7 separate regions of the Homo sapiens genome follow, and all the other regions are linked to region 1. The links are chromatin contacts, found by Hi-C or POLR2A ChIA-PET in ENCODE. All regions are on one chromosome and are shown on one strand. The core of a region is the stretch at or near the end of the contact, and the rest is flanking DNA. Distances in the headings are between cores, read along the strand shown. Region 1 holds the start of RANGAP1 (Ran GTPase activating protein 1). Region 2 holds the start of SMDT1 (single-pass membrane protein with aspartate rich tail 1). Region 3 holds the start of SREBF2 (sterol regulatory element binding transcription factor 2). Region 4 overlaps SREBF2 (sterol regulatory element binding transcription factor 2). Region 5 holds the start of CENPM (centromere protein M). Region 6 holds the start of MRTFA (myocardin related transcription factor A). Region 7 holds the start of ADSL (adenylosuccinate lyase).

What was found. Hi-C counts contacts between places; a loop is a spot of excess contacts on that map. ChIA-PET counts read pairs that join two places held with the same protein, here RNA polymerase II (POLR2A). Pooled maps may share reads with other maps.
Region 2: a loop to region 1 is called in a map of B cell, with 34 times the contacts of the local background. The contact joins the promoter of SMDT1 here to the promoter of RANGAP1 in region 1. A Hi-C loop is called at or near these places in 3 of 168 maps with a recorded cell type or tissue (B cell, gastrocnemius medialis and naive thymus-derived CD4-positive, alpha-beta T cell) and 6 of 50 pooled maps.
Region 3: a pooled map shows a loop between it and region 1 (12-fold over the local background). The contact joins the promoter of SREBF2 here to the promoter of RANGAP1 in region 1. A Hi-C loop is called at or near these places in 1 of 37 single-sample maps with no recorded cell type and 6 of 50 pooled maps. POLR2A ChIA-PET finds 5 or more read pairs at or near these places in 3 of 52 experiments (A673, CD4-positive, alpha-beta T cell and WTC11).
Region 4: a loop to region 1 is called in a pooled map, with 9 times the contacts of the local background. The contact joins the enhancer-like site here to the promoter of RANGAP1 in region 1. A Hi-C loop is called at or near these places in 7 of 50 pooled maps. POLR2A ChIA-PET finds 5 or more read pairs at or near these places in 2 of 52 experiments (activated CD4-positive, alpha-beta T cell and activated T-cell).
Region 5: a pooled map shows a loop between it and region 1 (23-fold over the local background). The contact joins the promoter of CENPM here to the promoter of RANGAP1 in region 1. A Hi-C loop is called at or near these places in 1 of 37 single-sample maps with no recorded cell type and 9 of 50 pooled maps. POLR2A ChIA-PET finds 5 or more read pairs at or near these places in 1 of 52 experiments (H1).
Region 6: a loop to region 1 is called in a map of naive thymus-derived CD4-positive, alpha-beta T cell, with 12 times the contacts of the local background. The contact joins the promoter of MRTFA here to the promoter of RANGAP1 in region 1. A Hi-C loop is called at or near these places in 1 of 168 maps with a recorded cell type or tissue (naive thymus-derived CD4-positive, alpha-beta T cell), 1 of 37 single-sample maps with no recorded cell type and 11 of 50 pooled maps. POLR2A ChIA-PET finds 5 or more read pairs at or near these places in 2 of 52 experiments (GM10248 and activated CD4-positive, alpha-beta memory T cell).
Region 7: a loop to region 1 is called in a map of B cell, with 9 times the contacts of the local background. The contact joins the promoter of ADSL here to the promoter of RANGAP1 in region 1. A Hi-C loop is called at or near these places in 1 of 168 maps with a recorded cell type or tissue (B cell) and 1 of 50 pooled maps. POLR2A ChIA-PET finds 5 or more read pairs at or near these places in 1 of 52 experiments (T-cell).

The regions. Positions count from the first base shown.
Region 1 is chr22:41,284,838-41,287,537 of GRCh38, reverse strand. RANGAP1 (Ran GTPase activating protein 1) reads left to right here and starts at 1,351. Exons shown (of 16, transcript NM_002883.4): 1 at 1,351-1,552. RefSeq lists enhancers at 459-508, 829-898, 929-1,148, 1,579-1,648.
Region 2 is chr22:42,078,112-42,080,953 of GRCh38, reverse strand. SMDT1 (single-pass membrane protein with aspartate rich tail 1) reads right to left here and starts at 1,254. Exons shown (of 3, transcript NM_033318.5): 1 at 1,000-1,254. The coding sequence starts at 1,185. PHETA2 (PH domain containing endocytic trafficking adaptor 2) reads right to left here. Exons shown (of 3, transcript NM_001002034.3): 3 at 1,516-2,842. RefSeq lists enhancers at 737-1,509, 2,750-2,842 and a silencer at 1,535-1,829.
Region 3 is chr22:41,831,762-41,834,461 of GRCh38, reverse strand. It overlaps SREBF2 (sterol regulatory element binding transcription factor 2), which reads right to left and starts at 1,357. Exons shown (of 19, transcript NM_004599.4): 1 at 1,104-1,357. The coding sequence starts at 1,191. CCDC134 (coiled-coil domain containing 134) reads right to left here. Exons shown (of 7, transcript NM_024821.5): 7 at 2,298-2,700. It overlaps SREBF2-AS1 (SREBF2 antisense RNA 1), which reads left to right. Exons shown (of 2, transcript NR_157279.2): 1 at 1-19; 2 at 482-2,700. RefSeq lists silencers at 664-1,053, 1,114-1,453 and enhancers at 1,232-1,888, 1,494-2,003.
Region 4 is chr22:41,860,748-41,863,549 of GRCh38, reverse strand. The region is part of intron 1 of SREBF2 (sterol regulatory element binding transcription factor 2); the gene reads right to left. Among named protein-coding and RNA genes, the nearest start is that of SREBF2-AS1, 27 kb to the right of the region's middle. RefSeq lists an enhancer at 399-899. Within about 2 kb of position 1,294, at least 11 of the 41 ENCODE cell types and tissues checked have a DNase peak (open chromatin) inside an H3K27ac peak, as active enhancers do.
Region 5 is chr22:41,945,791-41,948,490 of GRCh38, reverse strand. CENPM (centromere protein M) reads left to right here and starts at 1,339. Exons shown (of 6, transcript NM_024053.5): 1 at 1,339-1,471; 2 at 1,995-2,074; 3 at 2,486-2,578. The coding sequence starts at 1,415. It also overlaps a transcript of SMIM45 not described here. RefSeq lists an enhancer at 1,326-1,535.
Region 6 is chr22:40,635,288-40,638,002 of GRCh38, reverse strand. MRTFA (myocardin related transcription factor A) reads left to right here and starts at 1,284. Exons shown (of 15, transcript NM_020831.6): 1 at 1,284-1,525. RefSeq lists enhancers at 1-210, 950-1,259 and a silencer at 1,520-1,829.
Region 7 is chr22:40,345,200-40,347,899 of GRCh38, reverse strand. ADSL (adenylosuccinate lyase) reads right to left here and starts at 1,400. Exons shown (of 13, transcript NM_000026.4): 1 at 1,189-1,400. The coding sequence starts at 1,341. RefSeq lists enhancers at 345-857, 858-1,371, 1,372-1,885 and a silencer at 1,058-1,147.

The DNA of each region.
Region 1 (2,700 bases), core at 102-2,601:
TGCACCATCACGTCCAACTAATTTTTGTATTTTTTGTCGAGACAGGGTTTGACCATGTTGCCCAGGCTGGTCTCACACTCTCTCGCCTATAATCCCAACACTTTGGGAGGCCAAGATGGGCAACAAGAGTGAAACTCCATCTCAAAAAAAAAAAACAAAAAAAAAACGCTGTTTGTGTTTTTATGCTTAAATTCACACCTACAGAAAAGTTGCAAAAATGTTCAAAGAACTCCCATATTCTTCAACCAGATTAACTGATTAACATTTTGCCACATTTGTGTCTCTGCTTTCTCTATGTATATGTATAGGTATATTTCTTTTAACCATAAAGGTTGCAGACATCATGTCCTTTTTGTCCCTAATTATTTCAGCATTTTTTTCCAAGAACAAGGGCAGTCTCTTACATAACCCTGTACCATAATCAAAATTAATAAATTTAACATTGATACAATACTATTATCTAATATAGTCAAGTTTTGCTGTTTCAGTATTGTCCTTTATAGCAATCCCCACCCAGGATCCGATCCAGGACCATGTCTTGCATTCAGTTGTCTTTTTCGTTTCCTGTAATCGGCAACAGTTCCTCAGTTTTTCTTTGTCTTACATAATACAGACATTTCCGGAAGGGTACAGATCAGTTATTCTGTACCATGTCCCTCAGCTTGGGTTTCTCATGATTAGACTAAGGTCATGCATTATAGACCGGACGGTGACGCCGTGTTTTTCTCAGTGCATCACACAGAAAGCGTGCGATGAATGTCAGCTTGTCCTGCTGTTGATGTTAACGTGGCCGTTCAAGTGGTGTCTGCGGAGCTTCTCTACGATAGTTACTATTTCCCCTTTTTAATTATCAGGTAATTTGTGCATATTTATGTGGAAGCCTTCGAATGCCCTTTCAGTTTCATGGGACGGAAAAGAGTCTTTTCTTTCGGGAAATGGATACCTGTGTCTTGCCCAAGAGACCCAGCAGCCAGCAGTACCTGTTATCAACAAAGTTACGCGAACAAAACCTTTCCGGAAGAGCTGAGGGACCTGGGTGCAACGCATTCTGGGAATTGTAGTCTCTGGGCGCTCCCGGCTGAACACCTCCCTGCGGTCTCTGCGAGAAAGAGCCAGAAGCCACCAGGGGAGGGCGAAGAGGAGGGCGGTGGAGGACGCTCTGCGCGCGGTGCGCCATGGGACGGGTAGTTCGCGGTGCGCGCCCCATCGCGCTCCCAGATGGGGAACCGGACTACTCTACCCGAGAGGCCGCGCGAGCGGGGCGAGGGCAAGCCGGCCGGGGCCTCGAACAAATCAAATCGAAGCAAAGAAACTGCCGGCTTTCAAAATCCTCCTCCTCCGCCATCATCCGCCGCGGTGCGGAGAGCAGGTGGTGCTGGAAGCGCGTGAGGCCGGGAGCTCGAGAGAGCTAACAGACTAGCCGGCTGGACATCTGGACCGCTGGATCCGGAGGTGGCGACCCCGGCCTGACCCGGACCCTAAATCCGTCCCCGCCCCAGAGGGCGGAGGCGCGCGCTCGATTCCCCCCACGCGGCGGCGCCGCCTGTTTACGGTAGAGTCAGGGTCCCTTTCCTTTCCCCGTCACCTGCCTGGAACAGGGGTGCGGGGCGAGGAGGGCGTGGCGCCCGTGTGCGCCTTCTGCCTGCCCCCTCGGCCTTCTTCACTTAGCCTTCGACGGCCGAGCGCCCCAGGGGTGGCGGTGGGAGTGGGGTTGTTGAGCGGCGCTGGCTCCTTTCACAAATGGGGAAACTGAGGCTTAAAGGGCGTCTGACTCGCCAGAGCAGCTCAGCCTGCAGCTGCTAGCAGTGGCGTCTCATATTAGCATTGTTGTCAACCGGAGGCGGTGCGAGTCCGCCGGGGATTCCAGATGGGGCTCCTGCGCCGCCCGCCTATCATTTGCGGCCTGTATTCGCGCGTCGCTCCCGCAGAGCCACCTCCCAGCAGGCCCACGCCCGCGGGGGCCCCGGGCTGGCGCCGCTGTCCCTGGAATCGATGTGAGTCACTGCTGACGCTTTGCAGGAGCATGCATCTCACCTCAGAAAGTCTCTGACGTTGCTGCGGAGCGGGGAGAGGATGTTTCTCTATTAGCCCTTTGCTTTTGCTCTGGCGCTGATCCTTTGCTGACCTTGGACAAATCAATTTACGTTTCTGTGCTCCAGTTTCTTGGTTTATAAAGTGAGTGTGGAGGGGTGCATCTCTGTCTCGCTCTCTCTTGGACTGAGGAATGGGCCCCCGTTCAGCTGAGAAGTTCTGTCCCTATTCTATCTGGAGGCTTCACCACCACCTTTTACCCTCAAATTGTCCCATCTCAGAACTGCAAGAGATGCTGGGGTTTCAGGTTAATTTTTTTGTTGGTTTTTCTTTAAATTTTTTTATCTTTTTAGAGACGGTCTCCTTCTGTCACCCAGGCTGGAGTGTAGTGGAACGATCACCGCTGAACTGCAGCGTCGGCTTCCTGGGCTCAAGCGATCCTCCCACCTCAACCTCCCAAGTCATGGGGACTACAGATGCCATCACACCTGGCTAATTTTTAAATTTTTCTGTGGAGACAGGGTCTCATTCTGTTGCCCAGGCTTGTCTCGAACCCTGGTCTAAAGTGATCTTCCCGCCTAGCCTCCCAAAATGTTGGAATTACAGGTGTGAGTTATTGCACTGGGCTGGTTTCTGGTTAATTTATTTTTTGAAACAGGGTCTCCAGAA
Region 2 (2,842 bases), core at 5-2,504, 790 kb before region 1:
GAAGGGATATTCTACACAGTTCACTAAGTAACAGGTTCCCTGATGCCTGAGAAATTTGATTTAAAAATTTTAGAAACAGATGTATTTGAAAGTGGGCATGTATTTACACTCAAAGACTTTAGATGGATTGGGAGAATGTCAGTAAAATCTCAGCAACATTTCTCTCGTATTCCTAGAATTAAAAAAATTTTTTTTTCAACTGTTTTGATAAGGCAGGTCTTTCCCAACATGGACCTACAGTCAATTGTGTGAGTTAGCATAGGCTAGACTAGCTTTAAGAGAATTTGTTTTTTTAACTCCCACACCACACAGCCCTGCAGTCGTAAAGCAAACTTTCGCTTGATATAAGGGACTGTTTCCGTTTTCCCTAGAAAAACTCAAGCATGTGATAGCGTTCAGTGTTGGAAAAAGACAGGACCTGGTGGGGACGGTACCAGGAAGAAACCCGGATGCTGCGTCCTCAGCGCTGGCCTTGGATACGAGCTTCACCGCTCTAGCCCGATTCTTCATTTGAAAACCCGTGATTGTAATAATTCCCTGCACATCTATCAGGACTGTAAATCACATGAATTAAATATTAGGTGACAACTAATAAAAAGATGAGGCCCGTCCCACGTACCCTTTATTTACAGAGTCCTTTCAAAATTCATATTTCATCCCATAAACTAGGAGACAGGCAGGGCAGAGATTACAGGACTGCTCTAAGCTAGAAGCACACGGCCTAGTCTTCTGACTCCAGAGGAGCAGAGCACCGCACCTCTCAGGACAAGCTAATGTAAAAGGCCAACTTCCTCAGCGTTTGCCCCCCATCTTCTGTCTACCTACCATTTTCTACACACCTGTCAAAATTAGCAACTCATTAGCGTATTCTTGGTCCGCCTTCCAGTCTACGGTAATCGTTATGATTGGCCTTGGCTCCTATCAATCAGCGCCGCCCTCACGCACTCCCCACAATGATTGGCCTCAGCCCCTTCGCCCCGTCTCCAGGAGGACACTCACTTTCACCGGTTTGGGCAAAATGGCGCCGCTGCGGGTAACGATGACTGACCTCGACGGTACCAGGCTCCGGCCTGAGCCGCTCCATGCGGCGGAGACATCGCCATCTTTCCTCAAGCTAGGCCCGCTCCGGAGAGCCCCGGACCTGACGGGTGCCAATACTAGCCAGCGAGCCGCTCCGGACGCCATGCCCCCAGCTCCGCCCCTCACCCGGGCACCCGCACCCCACCGCCCAGCCCTCGTGCCGCCCTCGGGAAGAAAGCCGCCCGAAGCCTCGCGAGAGTTTGAGGAGTACACGAGAAGCCCAGCCCTCCCACTCGCGCAGTGCCGGCGGCTCCTGGGGCGGCGGGAGGGAGGTGTTTGTCACTGGCCGGCATGGTGGCGTCACGAGAGTGGCGGCGCAGCCCCGGCTCCCTCAGTCCGCGTCCTGCTGGGCGTGGCCGCGGTCTTGGGTCCGCCCGGCCGTCAGAACAGGCCTCAGCGGCCGGTTGTGGAAATAAACCCAGGGAGCGGAAGGAGTAATAACGAAAAAGCTTTACTAGTGTTTTAACCGTGTACAAAACACTGTAGCAATAAGAGAAAGGCCCGTGCTATCTGTGTTTAAACAAAATGCAGTGGCTGCGGGGCTTCCAGGCAGGGCTGGGGAACAGGCCGGGCGCCCGCCTTGGGCGCATCTCCGCCTCTTAGGGGTAAGAGGCTCAGAGCCTACCCCTTAGGCCTAGTTGGATGCGGGTCGGTCCTGCCCAAGGCCCCAGTGAGGGGAGCCGAGGCTAGGAAGGGGCAAGTTTTATGTGTTTGGGAGGGGGTGTCTCTTCCCGGCCTCTGCGTCTTCCCCCTGGAGCGTCAGTATGGTCAGGCTCTGGTGACCCAGCCGCTTTGCCTCCCGACTTTGGGAAGAGTAGCAAGGAGAGGTCCTGGCAAGTACACCCTGGGTGACAAACGGCTATGAGAGTTCCCAGGTGATTTCTCGAGCAGCTTCAGTTTACCGGAGCCCAGCCAGGAGAGAGAATTTTAGCACAGGAAACGCAATCCCGTGTCCAAGCTCCTAGAATACCCAGGACTGAGAACCAAAGCAACAGACTTTTCCCAGGGAGCCACACTGCCTCCCCACCTCTTCTTTAACCCCTCACTTGGCAGCTCCAGGAGTTGGCTGCTGAAGACAGAGTACAGGAGGGCATTTCGTTGACGTAAAAAAGCTACAAGCCCCTTCCGGGGCAAGGTCCAGCACCATCTGTTAACAGGGCAGCCAGGGAGAAAGGATGGGACCCCAGCACTCTGAGCAGAATAAATCTCTCTTCACTGGCCGAAGACCCTCTGCCTCAAAGGGCCCTACCCAGACTGCTGAGTGAGGATCCCATCCCCAATCTTCCCACCCCTCTCAGGAAGAGCTGGGTCCCAGAAACTCCTATGACACAATAAATCCACTTTCTCTGACAGTGTCAGAGCTTCAAGCCGATACTGCAGCCTACCTCGGATTTAAGTGCACAGGAGACTCCCCAGGTTGGAAATTATGGCTCTAGAGCCCGGTGTGTAGGCCAAAGGTATGGCAAGCCTGTGACAGTCTCGGGTGACATTCCCCACTTCCTTCATTTCATTAACATCCCCTGGGAGGGGGCAGTCAGGCCAGTGCAGTCAGGAGATTGGGGTCTTGCTCTGTGGCTGCTAAGTCTCCTTCCTTCTCTGGACCTCAGGAAATAAAGAGGATGGAAGGAATGGTCCCGCAGTCCCTTCCAGACACACGGGTGGATCTCGAACCTGGAGAATGCCTAAATAGCAGGAAGGAGAGAACCCATGTCCCCTCCCAAAACGCAACCTTGGAAATGGGTAAACATTTAACTCCTGAAAA
Region 3 (2,700 bases), core at 108-2,607, 550 kb before region 1:
TCTGCCTAAGCTCTCTAAGGTGAGTGGCCTTAGATAAGTCAACATCTCCTGGCCTCGGCTTCTTTAATTACCGTATTAAAATAGAGGTAATAAGAGTATCTCACAGGATTGTTGTGAGGAAGAAGTGAAATAATACAAAGCATTTTGGGGCCTAAACATAAGAGTGCAACTATCCAGTTAATAAGATTACTAGCCTAGTCAACTGGACTCTTTCTTGAAAGGAGGGGTATAAAAAAACCAATACTGGCCAAGGAACTGCAAGAACTAGGCTCTAACCAGCTGGGTGACCTTGAGCAAGCCGCTGACCCTCTCCAAATCGTTGTTCCCGTGGTCGCAAAATTAGTATTTTAAGAGTGGATCCCTGGGCTCCTACCAGCTCTTCCACTCCGCTGTTAAGGCGCTGGAACAAAGGCCACCCGCTCCCCAGCCCGTACCCGAGGGGCCACAACTCAAAATTTCTTCTGCTCAATTCCCCTTGCAGCGTGACAGCAGGAGCGCCCGGGTCTCCATCCCGGAGAGATGTGTCCACACTCCGCCGCCACTGCTCTCTTCATCAGCAACTTGCTTCTGCAGTCGCTGCCCAAAGTTTCGCGGAGCACCCGGCGACCTGGCCGTCGGTCAATCCTGAGAAGCCCAGGGATTCGGGGCGCGGAGACTGGGGGCTGGGCCCCGGGAATCCCAAAGACGTCCCCGCGGCCAGGAAGGGAGTGACAGGTGCGACGCGCGGTCGCGGGCGGCGGGAGAGCGGACCACGGAAACCGCGTGTGGGCGCGCGAGGGAGGCGGCGGCCACGCGCTCTCCTTAGGCCGCTCCCTGAGACGCCCCCGCGACGTCCCTAGCCCCGCGCTCTGGAACCCGCGACCCTCGCGCCGCTTTCGGCCCCGCGGCGCCCCAGATCCCACGGCCTCCCGGAGCGGCGCAGCTGGGTCGGGCTCACGCTCGCAGCGCCGGAAGGGTTGAGGACCGCCGGGGGCACCGTGCGCACGGGGTTCTTCCCGCGCGAACCGGGGCTGTCGGGGGGTGGGCGCACGCGCACCCGGGCGCGCCGCCGTAACCCCTTCCTCCCCGCGCGGCCCCCGCACTCCCACCCACCCACCACTCACCGTCGATGTCTCCCAGGGTCAGCTCGTCGCCCAGCTCCGTGAGGGTCTCCATGGTCTCCAGACCACCCAGCTCGCCGCTGTCGTCCATCGCCCGGCTCAGCGCAGAAGCCCCCCCTGCCGTCCCGCTCAGGGAGACGCGGGGGCGGTGCCGTCGCCACCGCCCATGACACCCGACAACCCCCGCCCGGCACCGCCTCACCGACGGGTGCCACCCGCCGCCATGTTTGCGTTGCGCCCGGGCGCCGCACAGAAAGGGCGGGGCGGGATTCCCCCGCCCCAGCCCGCGCCCCCTGCGGCCCCGCCTCCAGGCCGCGCGCCCCCCTGTTTGTTGTCAATGGGACCAGGCTCATCTCAGCCAATGGGCGAGCGAAGCGGTGCGTGGGGTGATGGCGCGTCATCGATCAGCAGCTCAGATTTGCATAGTGAGGTCCCTCCCCCCGCGGCCTCGGAGCGAATGCCTGGAGTAGCCGTCCGGTCATCATCTTAACCTTCTCCGCCTTGTTTAAAGGAGCCGCTGCCTTCTCCGTTGGATCTGCGCCACACGCAAGTCCGTCCACTGGCCTGGGAGTGAAGGGTTAACAGGCCACCCTCCACCTGCGACCGCTGGCCGCCTCCAGGCCTGGCTGGGAGCACATTACGTCATCTTCCCAGCTGCCTACCCCCGCCCTGCCCGCCTGAGAAAGCCAGCGGAGTCAAACCTGGACCCCAGCGCTCGGGACGGGAGTCCGGGTCATCCAAGTCCCGCTTCTCCCAGCCTCCTTACAAAGGCGGGCACGGAGGCTTGACAAGGTTGCAGATTGTCCCAGGGCGGTCAGGATTTTACGTCTTCTGCTTTGCACCCGCCGTGACCTCGCGCTTACTCCAGTGGTCCTCAATCTCTGGCACCTCGGAACCACTGAGGACCTGAAAACCACGCCAGTGCCCAGGCCCACCGACGGCCTCCTGAGAGGGGGGCCCCGGGCACGAGTTTTTTGAAAAAGTTCCACCGGGATTCTGAAGTGCAGCCCACCCACTCCTTCAAGCACCTCACTGCCCCATCTTGCAGCTGGTCGTGTTGTAAACTTCTAGGAATTTATCCAAAGGAATAAAAATTACAAGTGCTTAAAGAAGTGCTGTAACTAGGAAGAAGTGAGAATAAGGAAATGAATATGTAAATTACATCCACACGATGGAATACCATGGGATCATTAAAAATTACGCACACAAATGTATATTTATTAGCAAGAAAAGGCGTTCACAATATATTGATAAAAGGGAAAAGTTGAAGTTTCCTGCCAGTTTGTGAGAGGCAGCTGTTGCTTAGTGATCAATAATTAAGAACACACAGGCTGTGTGGAGGCAGACACATGGATCCACTAATTCACTGTGACCTTGGGTTAATTGTTCTAAGCCTCAGTTTAGTCATCTCTAAAATGGGGATAAAATAGCATCCCTCATAGCTGTGGTTAAGTGAGATTATTTGCACATTCAATTGACAATATTTATTGAACATCTCTGTGGCAGGGAAACAAATGGTTCCTGCCCTCTGAGAGCTTCCAGTCTAGCAAAAAAAAAAATCAGAAATCCCACACCCGTATTAAACATAAAAATAAATTAC
Region 4 (2,802 bases), core at 45-2,544, 580 kb before region 1:
AAACATAATTTAGTGCTGACACACTCCAAGTACAAGATTATAAAATGCTTTAAGAAAATGACTAAGAGAAATCTAAGAATTTGTTGAACCTTTTAGAATTCCCCCAAAATCCCAACTCTGTAAGAAATCAATACAGAGGGCTGTAACACAGAGCCAGAAGAATATCACACACTGGCCGACAGTTTCCATCCATGGAAAGCTAAGGAGGGCAGAAGGCCAGGGTGGCCTCATAGATGCGCACAGGCTTTGGTGGTAGTCAGGCCTAGGTGTGAGTCTCTGGAGGCCCACCTAATCAGTGGTGTGAGCGTGGGCAAGATACTTCTCTTTAAGCCTTGGTTTCCTCACTACAAAAGGCTGCTTTGAAAATACACACTTGGCCTCTTTGCCCTGAGGATTAATAAGATAATTTATCCGAAGTGCTTGGTGAAGGGTAGACCCTTATGCAGGTCAATGTTGGCGGTACTTCCAGAGCACCCACTACACAGGCATGTGGGTGCACTGATCTCATTTTGTCAAGTACTCTTGAAACCCTTTTGTGGGAAAGATATGGGCTGGTGTGGTGAAGTAACCTACACAGGTCAGAAAGCTTAGTTCACGAAGCGTAAGAGTGTGTAGGCAGATGGAATGAGACTACTTAAATTAAAATAAAAAAGTCCCTTTCAACCCACACACAAAAAGCTCCAGTGGAGCCATCTCCAGTCAGCCGGGCAGCCGGGTACTGGGCTGAGTGGCACAGAGGGGCTGTTAAGATGAACATCTGCAGAAAGGAGTGATGGGAAGCTCCAGAAGGGCACGCAGAGCCTCTCCAGGACCCCATCTGGTCTGCGGTGCCAGGAAAGAGGAGGCCTGGAGAACCAGGGTGTAGTTGTGCTTTGTAACTGTGAGCTACACCCATGGGAATGTCCTAATGGCTCCTCACTGTTCCCTGCTCTGATCATTCACATTCTGTGATTACACAGGCTGTCATTTCCACAGAGAGCCATGAAACTCAGAAAAGGGAGGCCCGGGAGAAGGCGAGTTTTATGGAGCTTTGAAAATGAAGCTCCAGTTCCTACGGCAGGCCACAAAGCTCAGGGCCAGAGACAGGCCTCCCACGAGCTAGGCTGGCACGCTCAAGCTCATCTCACTCCCCTGCTCCTGTTTTTAGCTGCTTTGTAAACTTATAGCTAAGTTGCTTAACAAAGTAGGTGAGGCCCCAGGAAACTGTATCTGGGTTCTGGTCTCTAAAAGCAAATAACCAAAATTAGAGGTTCCTGTTATCATCCGTGCATTGCAAGCAGCCCCATGACTCACAAAGAGACCCTGAGTTCACATGAACTTTATGGAGCTTGTGGCTTGGAGGTAACATAAATATCACTTTGCTCAGCTCAGCCTTCAGCATCTACCTGAGAATGAGGTAACCTGAAATCTGGTTAAATTAATTCTGGTCAAGAATAAAGAATGTGAAGCCTCCAAATAGGGTTACAGTTTCTCCAAATTACAGATTCAGTCAATAATCCTTTAACAGGTATTTGTTACCCAGCCCTATTAGGGGCTGGGAAACCTAGTTTACAAAGGTCATTTATTCTTATATTTTGTATTTATTATGCACCTTGTGTTAGACAATGTTTTTAATAATTTTTTTTTTTTTTGAGACAAAGTCTCGCTCTGTTGCCCAGGCGTGCAGTGGTGCAATCTCGGCTCACTGCAACCTCCACCTCCTGGGTTCAAGTGATTCTTCTGCCTCAGCCTCCCAAGTAGCTGGGGCTACAGGCACACACCACCACGCCCTGCTAATTTTTGTATTTTTAGTAGAGACAGGGTTTCACCATGTTGGCCAGGCTGGTCTCGAACTCCTGACCTCAGATGATCCGCCTACCTCGGCCTCTCAAAGTGCTAGGATTACAGGTGTGAGCCACTGCGCCTGGCCCTGTTTTTAATAATTTGTTAAAATCATAAAAGTAATATATTCACTAAAGAAAAATTTAGAAAGCATATAAATGAAAAGAACAAAAATAAAAATCATCCAGCAGTTCCACTATTCTTGAGTCATCCATTGTCAATTTTTTTTTTTTTAAATGGAGTCTTACTCAGTTGCCCAGGCTAGAGTGCAGTGGCATGATCTTGGCTCACCACAACCTCCACATCCCAGGTTCAAGCAATTCTCCTGCCTCAGCCTCCCGGTGTAATCCCACTGAGTAGGTGGGATTACAGGTGCGTGCCACCATGCCCAGCTAATTTTTGTATTTTTAGTAGAGAGGGGGTTTCACCACAATGGACAGGCTCGTCTCGAACTGCTGACCTTGTGATCCACCTGCCTCGGCCTCCCAAAGTGCTGGGATTACAGGCGTGAGCCACAGCGCCCGGCCCATTGTCAATGTTTTAATGTGTGCCCTTCCAGATTTCTTCCTCTACAAGGCTTGCTTGCACACTTAAGCATGCACATGCATGCAAATTGTTTTACAAAAATGAGATCACACTGAACATGCTACTTTGCACCCTGTTCCCTTTGGTTAATAAATATGAAGAACATTCAGTGTCAACCATTACAGACGTAACATCATCCTTTTCAGAGTCCCACGGTATCATTCTGTGTGCCATTGTACTGTACCAGTGTATTAAAATTTGTTTAACTTAATGATGAAAAATTGCTTTAAATTTTTCAGCCTTATCTTTTTTTTTTATTTTTTTGAGACAGGGTCTTGCTCTCTTGCCCAGGCTGGAAGGCAGTGGTGGGGCTCAATGCAGCCTCTACCTCCTGTGCTTAAGCAATCCTCCCACCTCAGACTCCTGAGTAGCTGGGACTACAAGCATGCATCACCA
Region 5 (2,700 bases), core at 90-2,589, 660 kb before region 1:
ACACAGTTAGTTTAGTCTGCAGTAAGAAGGATTTAGGCTAGACAGTGTCTCTGCTCTCCCAGTTATTACAACAATGAACACACTGTTATCATTGTCTATCCCACCCCCATCAAACTAAGTTAATCAATAATGTCTGATTCAACTGACTTCCTAGGGTAGGGCATTGGGTCTGGGCATAGGAAATGATGAATGAATGACTGCTGAGAATGAATGGATGAATGTAATCCATCCATTCACTCAACAAATATTTATTAACTACGATGTACCAGGGACTTTTAGAGTGCTGGACATACAAAGTGACAAAGTCTCTAACCTCTTGTTTCTTACATTTTAGATGTAGAGACAGTGAACAAGTTATTATATAACTGTTGGCAGAACCAGTTTGCTATGGGCCCTGAGCGTCCCTGCATGTTCTTGCTGGGTATGTCAAGAAAGCAAGACCCTGACAGCTCTGTACTCAGGCTGTGTTTGCAGCAAGGAACCTTGAAAGATGAGGTAAAGTCTCCCATTGGACAAAGAACAGCATGCTTACCACTCACTGTAAAAGCAGTCAATTGGCAGGGCCTGCTGGTGTGCAGCGGTAGTCCCAGCTACTCAGGAGGCTGAAGCAGGAGGGCTGCTTGAGGCCAGGAGTTTACGACCCACCTGGGCAACATGGCCAGATCCCCATGGTGGCACTTGCCTGTAGTTCCAGCTACTCAGGAGGCTAAGCCAGGAAGATGACTTGAGCCCAGGAGTTTGAAGCTGTAGTGAGCTATGATCGTGTCACTATAGTCCAGCCTGGGCAACAAAGTGACGCTCCAAAAAAAAAAAAAAAAAAAGGGCCAGGCACGGTGGCTCACGTCTGTAATCTCAGCACTCACTTTGGGAGGCCGAGGCGGGATCACTTGAGGCCAGGAGTTTGAGACCGGCCTGGGCAACTTGGAGAAACCCCGTCTCTACTAAAAATAAAAAAATAAGTCGGGCGTGGTGACGCGCGCCCGTAGTCCCAGCTCCTTGGGAGGCTGAGGCAGGAGAATCGCTTAAACTCGGGAGGCAGAAGTTGCAGTGAGCCGAGATTGCGCGCATTGCACTCCAGCCTGGGCCACAAAGCGAGACTCTGTCTCAAAAAAAAAAAAAAAAAGTACTGTGTATGAGCATGAATGAATGAAAGTGAACAAAGGAATCACTAAAAACCTGCTTACTGTGGAGCGTGGAACCAAAGGCCTGTCCACCACGTGTTCCACGGGTAGCGCTGGAACGCCCCTCAGAAAAGGAGATAAAGGTTCGGTTCCTTTAAGAGGCCCCGTCCCGTCCCGCGAAGCCCCGCCTATAAGGAGGCACGTGCCCCCAGGCCGCGCTCTAGGGGCTGGACTCAGGGCGGTTTGAAAGATCGGCGCGCACCGCAGGAGCAACGGTTGGTCCTGCGGCTGTGATGTCGGTGTTGAGGCCCCTGGACAAGCTGCCCGGCCTGAACACGGCCACCATCTTGGTAGGTGCAGGCGGCCCTGCTTCCCCCGCCGGTTTTTCCTCCTGGGCGGTGCTTCAGCCACTAGGTCAACTGAGCTCTCTGAGGCGCCAAGCCAGCGCGCGCTACCGTGGCGGGGGCGGGGAATAGGCGGAGAGCCATGCTCTGAACCAATTGGAGTAGCCGCTCTCTGAGGTTGAGGGACGCACCCACCAATAGGTGCTCGGCGGACCCTTTCCCAGCTTCTGATTGGCGAGTTCCCGCGCCTGGAATTGGTTTTCCCGCGTCTGGGGGTCTGGCCTCCTGGAGAGGCCGGCGGTGGGAGCGAGGGTCGGGTAGTAGAGAGTGCGGTGCCCACAGGCCTGCAGCGGGTCCAAACCTCAGGCCCCCAGCCCGTGCCGCTTCGCGGGGTCCACTTCTCGGGAAATGTCCTCCGAGCCGCCTGCTGGCGGTGTCCCGATCCCCCCGGGAGTGGGTCGAAGGGCCAGGCCCTCCCCAGGGGGTGCTGTGCCTAGGGCTCGACTGTCCGCTCTCTCTCCCTGCGCAGCTGGTGGGCACGGAGGATGCTCTTCTGCAGCAGCTGGCGGACTCGATGCTCAAAGAGGACTGCGCCTCCGAGCTGAAGGTGTAAGTAGCCGCGGCTGTGGCCTGGGCCCACGTGTCTCTCACTCCAGAGGGATTCGGTCCTAGCTGCTAAACTCCGAAGCCCAGCGCCCCCTCCTCTGAGGCTGGTCCTTCTCCCAGCATGCAGCGTAGCTGGCTAGTCCCATGCCGTCTTATATCCCAACCTCCCCTTGCCGAGGTGGTGACTAAACAGAGCCCGTTTCTGGCAGAGGGAATCAGACAGGAGTAATCTGAATAGGACCGGACCTGTCCTGCCTCTGTGCTGGCCCAAGGAGTCGTGGCCACAAGAGCCTCGGGTGGCTAGGATGAGGTGGGGAGCCCTTGACGGCCTCTTTCCACATGAAGGGCAGCATTTAAACGGTCGCTATGAGGGGGGTACGGATATCTTGAGTCCTGCAATTTCCTGTTTTTCAGCCACTTGGCAAAGTCCCTCCCTTTGCCCTCCAGTGTGAATCGGCCCCGAATTGACCTGATCGTGTTTGTGGTTAATCTTCACAGCAAATACAGGTGAGAGCCAGAGGAAGGGGCAGTCAGGGCTCAGGCAGGCCTGGCTCAGGACTGTGCTGAGACGGTGACCTAACTTGTGATGGGAAGTGGTGAGGATGGGAGAGGCTGGCTGAGGTCAATCT
Region 6 (2,715 bases), core at 35-2,534, 650 kb after region 1:
TGTTACTCCTTCCTCTGACTCTGGTGACCCCATCCCGGAAGCCTTCCGGAAAGCGCTTCCCCCTTTTCCACCCCATCGAGTTGGGGTTATTTCTCCTTTTCTGGGCTCTCTCCCATTGCTGGGGAGGAAGGCGGATACGAAGGGCCTGCATGACCGCAGCTGTCATCACAGTGGGCCTGGCTTACCTTGTTGCTCTCTCCCCTTTCGCCTTTCTCCTTTCTCCCTGTTGCAGTCATGGACTTCACTCATAATACATATACATATACATATACATATACATATACATATACATATACACATACACATACACATACACATACACATACACATACACATACATATACATGTTTTTAAATCGGGCAGCCACCCGCTCCCCGCCCTCAGCCCGGAATAGGTTCAGAGAGGTGCCCGGGTTCACTTGCGGAGCGTGTGGCCTCTGCGCCTAACGCGCGCCCCTTCACTACACGAATGGGTGCGGGCAAGGGTATAGGATTTTAGAATTCCAAGAGTTGTCGGGGGTCATCCCGTGGAATCCTCTTTTTTGCAGATGCTCTTCCTGGAGCCTTCCGATGCAAGCTCTTGGGCTCACGCAGCCCTTTTCCTCTTCTAAGCCCAGAGCGCTTTCGCTGCTGCTGATCTCCACGGCCTCGGCAGATAGGGAGGGGCAGGCAGGTGTCAGCGTCCTCCCTTTCACCGTTGGGGAAACTGACTCAGAGAAACAAGGCGACGGGCCTCGGCGGGGCGGGACCGTAACGGGAATTCAAGGCTCCAGGCCAGAGCGGAATTTATTGTGTCTCGTTTTGGGAAGCGTGAATGTGAAATGATCGACTTCGGAGCCCCAGGCGGAGACCCTTCAGTCCCCGACAAGAATCGGGATGGGGTCTGGGATTAATGCAGTAATTACTCGCGCCTGGGCATTGACCCCTTGGCAACTTCGCAAGATCCGGCAGGGTCCACCGCCCTTCCCTTCACAGGGTGACCACAGGGCTGCGGCCTCTTTAAGGCCCAGAGCTCCGCCCCCGGCTCGTCGCCAACCCCCTCGCCGCAGCTCAGCCAGTTCCAGACTTTCCTCAGAGATGAGGTCATCTCCCCGTTGCCCATTGGCTGCGCCGTGCCGTCAGTCACAGGAAGTCAGGCCGCCGTTTTCGCCTTCTTCATGCCGCTTCCTTCTCCGCCCGCCCTTTAGTCCGCCGATCACGACCCCGATCAGGCCTCTGATTGGCTAGCGCCGCCGTCACTTCTCCAGCGGACAGTCTTCAGGACGGGAGGCGGGCGTGGTGGGCGGGCCCGCAGCTTCCGTGGCTGAGAGGAGCCGGCGGCGGCAGTGTCTGTGGTGGCCGCGGCGGCGAGAGCGACGGTCCCATCTTTCCCACCCTCTTGGTTGCCGCTGGCCACACGCCCTCCGCTGGCGGCGACTTCTCAGCTCCGTGCGCCCGGGCTGGACAGTGAGCCTCGAGAGGAGACGCGGGCGGCTAGAGCCGGAGTGGGGCGAGCCGCGGAACCCGGCCGGGAGCCGCGCGAGGCGGTGAGTGAGAGTCCGGGTTGGGGACCCCTCCCCCACCGCGGCCTCGCCCCGCCTGGAGCATCCTTTTTCCCCCCCGACCCTGCTGCGCGCGTCCTCGGGGGGTCGGGCGAGGCGGCCCTCGCGTCCCCTGCCCTCTTCTTGCCGGCCTTCTGCCCCTGCCCTCGGGGCCGGAGTCGCAGAGCGGCGGTCACTGTGCCGGGGCTGGGACCCGGGCCGGGCCGGGCGGGCGGGCGCGGTCGTGCACCTGTGCACTGCCTGGCAGGGCTGTGCTGCGCGGGGCGGGGAGGCACGGAGGTCCTCGCCCTCGCTTCTCCCGGGATGTGTTTTGATTGCAGGGACGGGGTGTCGGCCGCTTTCTCTGGGGTCTTGTGCAGACCTTCAGGATCCAAGTGCAGTCCTTGGGATTCCCAGGCAAGGAGGCTCAGCTGGACTTGTTGGTGCCAGTATAGCAAACCTGAATGCTGCCAGGTGTACAGGGCTCTGCAAATCTGAAACTTGATGGCCAAGAACTTTACCTCCTAAGAAAGCGTCTGTCAGGACGCTGATGCAGTCCACCCTCCCCGCTTCGGGTACCTTTGATACTCCATAGTGCCTAGGGCTGGACCTTTTGAGTCGACTCCCAAACCTGCCACTTGCTAGCTGTGTAATCTTGTGCCTTGGTTTCCTCGTCTGAAAAATGAGGATAATAGCACCAATCGCATACGGTTGTTTGTTGTAAGTGTCGAATGAAATAATTCACGTGAAGCGTTTGACACAGTGCTTGGCCCATAGTAAGGGCCCAAGAAATGTTTGCTTTTGGGATGTTGAGAATGCCTGGTTTGCCTGTGTGCCTTTAAGCACTAGCCCAGCTTGGCATTGTCAAGATTTCTCTCTGTTGTCTCCCTGTTATGCAGCATAACGAAAGGGCAGTTGAATGGTTAACTTGCTTGCCAGCCTCTGTTTGGCATGAAGTGTGTGTATATACAGGAATGTGGAATACATCACTTAAATATAATAATGGAATTACCCCATGCTTCGTATGTTTTTACATAGTTTTAAACTCATAAGACGTCTGGAATGTCCCCGAGTTGCAAGTTTTTGAGATCTTTTCAGGGTCCTTTCTACATCAAGCCGAAGCCTGTAACGTTAAGACTTATTGTCAGTAAGAAGTTAGACCTACATGTTTTACTTCAGAAGACCCCCAAAACTCC
Region 7 (2,700 bases), core at 151-2,650, 940 kb after region 1:
AGTACATCACAAACCACAACACATGATTAAGGTCTACTACTATCGCTATCTACGCCAAGAGTTTATTAAGTTGATGCTTCATTCTTCCATCTGTAAAACAGGTACAGTCATAGTATTTCATACCTACTCTTCAGGGTTGTTTGGAGGATTAATAAGCAACCATGTGTAAAGGGTTAAGACCTGGGTCTCAGAAGGCACTATCTGAATGTCTGCTATTATTGTAGTGTATCGCCCAATATTTTGGAGGGCAGTGATAAGGGGAGGGAGGGAATCTAGAATGAAAGTTTCCTGTTTGGAGAGTTCCATGGTACAGGTCCTAGGCCCGAAGTCAAATTGTTTCCATGTTTACTGTGCCGTTTGAGAGGGCATTGCCAACTTGCTCGTTGTGGCACTTTCCTCTGAAACTTGAGGAGAAACATTATCGCTCTCTGGATCACCTTCAGTTTGCTTCAACTCTTCTGGAGCTATTTCTGAAACCGCTGGGCTAAGAAGTTCTCTATGCAGCCCTTAGAAAAGAAATTATAAACCCCGTTTAATAAACCCCTACCCGGAGTCTTCTCCTAAGAGGCAAAGCGGAGGCCAGTGAGGCAGAAACGGTGGCCTAGAAAACAAGCATTCCAGTCCTGTCACTAACTACACAGGCACTGTGGAAAACCAAGGGGCTACGTGCTCAGCTCAGGCTCTGGAGTGCACCCAGGTTCAAATCCCAGTTCCGTTCTTAATAGCTGGATGGGCTAGGGCAAACAACAAGCTGTCCGGGCTTTGTTCTCCCCTGCAATGTGGGAAAAACACCATCAAGCCTGCAAGATCTTCATGGATTACACAAGAAAAGATTAGTGAAATAATGAGCACAACAGTACGAAACAAGCGCTCGGTGTCTGTGGTTAGCAGCGTACTCCTGCGGGGATGGCCAAAATGAATTCCCTGAAACTACAGGCTGAATTTCTCCCAGCCTCCTCCGCGTCTCGAACCCTCTCGGACTGAGAACACGTGAGGCAACAGGTGGCGGCTCCCGGATCTCCTGCCCTTGCTTTCCTGGGGCCGCAGCTCCTCAGGACAGGGAACACCCAGCTGAAAATAGCCGGGCCGCAGCTCCGGGGTGGCTAAGCCCAGCCCGGAACAGAGCCCGGCACGTGCTGGGGCGGGCCCGTCCCTCCCGGCCCAGCCCCTCAGCCCGGGATCCGTTACCTGCTCGGCCTCCGCCAGCCACAGCCACAGCTGCCGCCATGTCCGGAATTTATACCTGTCGCTAAACACGAAGCACATCTCCGGGCTGGCATAGCGGGAGGCAAGAGGTGAGCGGTAGCTGTCGGGCGAACCATGATCGCCTCCAGCCGCCATCCCAACCCTGCGACCCCGCCAGGGTGGACTGGACCAGGGAAGAGCGGAAGCGGAAACCTGGAGGCCAGGGCAGGACGGGGCGGGGCGGGACTTCCTTCACGCGGTCTCGCTCTCTGGGTTCCGGGCGCCCTGGGCGCTGCCGGCTGCGGAGAATCTCCGCTGCTTCTGCCTGAGAATTGACTTGGTTCGCTTCTTTGACCAGAAACATGATTGATGCTTCCTACGTTACTTAGCCGCGCTACACTTTAGTTTTCCTGTCTGAAAAGAGGTACATTAAGACTTCCTTGGCCGGGCGCGGTGGCTCACGCTTGTAATCCCAGCACTGTGGGGGCCCCAGACCGGAGGATCGCTTGAGGCCGACAGATCGAGACCAGCCTGGGCAACACAGGGAGACCCTCCCGTCTCTAAAAAACAAAAAGCAAAAAAAAAAAAAAAAAAAAAGGCCTGCCTTTCGGGTTGTGCGGATTCAGTGTTAGAGCGGTGTCTGGCACACTTGGAAGGCCGTGTGTACGCTTGCTGTTACTCTTATTACTGTCGCCCCACCCACTCCTGCCCGCGGCGCACCGAGCTCGGCTCTAAGGAGAAATGAAGATACCCAAGGGAAATCGGCATTTACTGCGCCCCCAGTGAGCCGGCTGCGGTGGCCTACGCCTGTAATCCCAGCACTTCGGGAGGTCGAGGCAGGCAGATTTCCTGAGCTTAGGAGTTTGAGACCAGCCTGGGCAACACGTGAAACCCTGTCTCTACTAAAATACAAAAAATTAGTCGGGCATGGCGGCCTGTACCTGTAGTCTCAGCTACTTGTGAGGCTGAGACAGGAGAATTTCTTGAACCCGGAAGGCGGAGGTTGCAGTGAGCCAAGATCGCGCCACTGCACTCCAGCCTGGGCGACAGAGCGAGACTCCGTCTCCAAAAAATAAAAGAATTAAATAAATAAATAGAAATAGAAACACTCAAGTGGCCCCCCCCCTTTTTTTTTTTTTTGACAGGGTCTTGCTATGTTGTTCAGTCTGGAGTGCCAGTGGGGTGATCACACAGGAAAGGGTTCATCTGGAGCTGTAAGAGCCAGGTGTCTCAGCTGGGCACGGTGACTCACGCCTATAATCTCAGCACTTTGGAGGCTGAGCTGGGCAGATCGCTTGAGTCCAGGAGTTGGAGACCAGCCTGAGCAACATGATGAAACACTGTCTCTACAAAAAATACAAAAATTAACTGGGTATGGTGGTGTGCACCTGTAGTCCCAGCTACTTGGGAGGCTGAGGTGGGAGAATCACTTGAGCCCAGGATGTTGAGGCTGCAGTAAGCCATGATTTTGCCACTACAGCTTAGGCAACAGTGAGACCCTGTCTCAAAAACAAA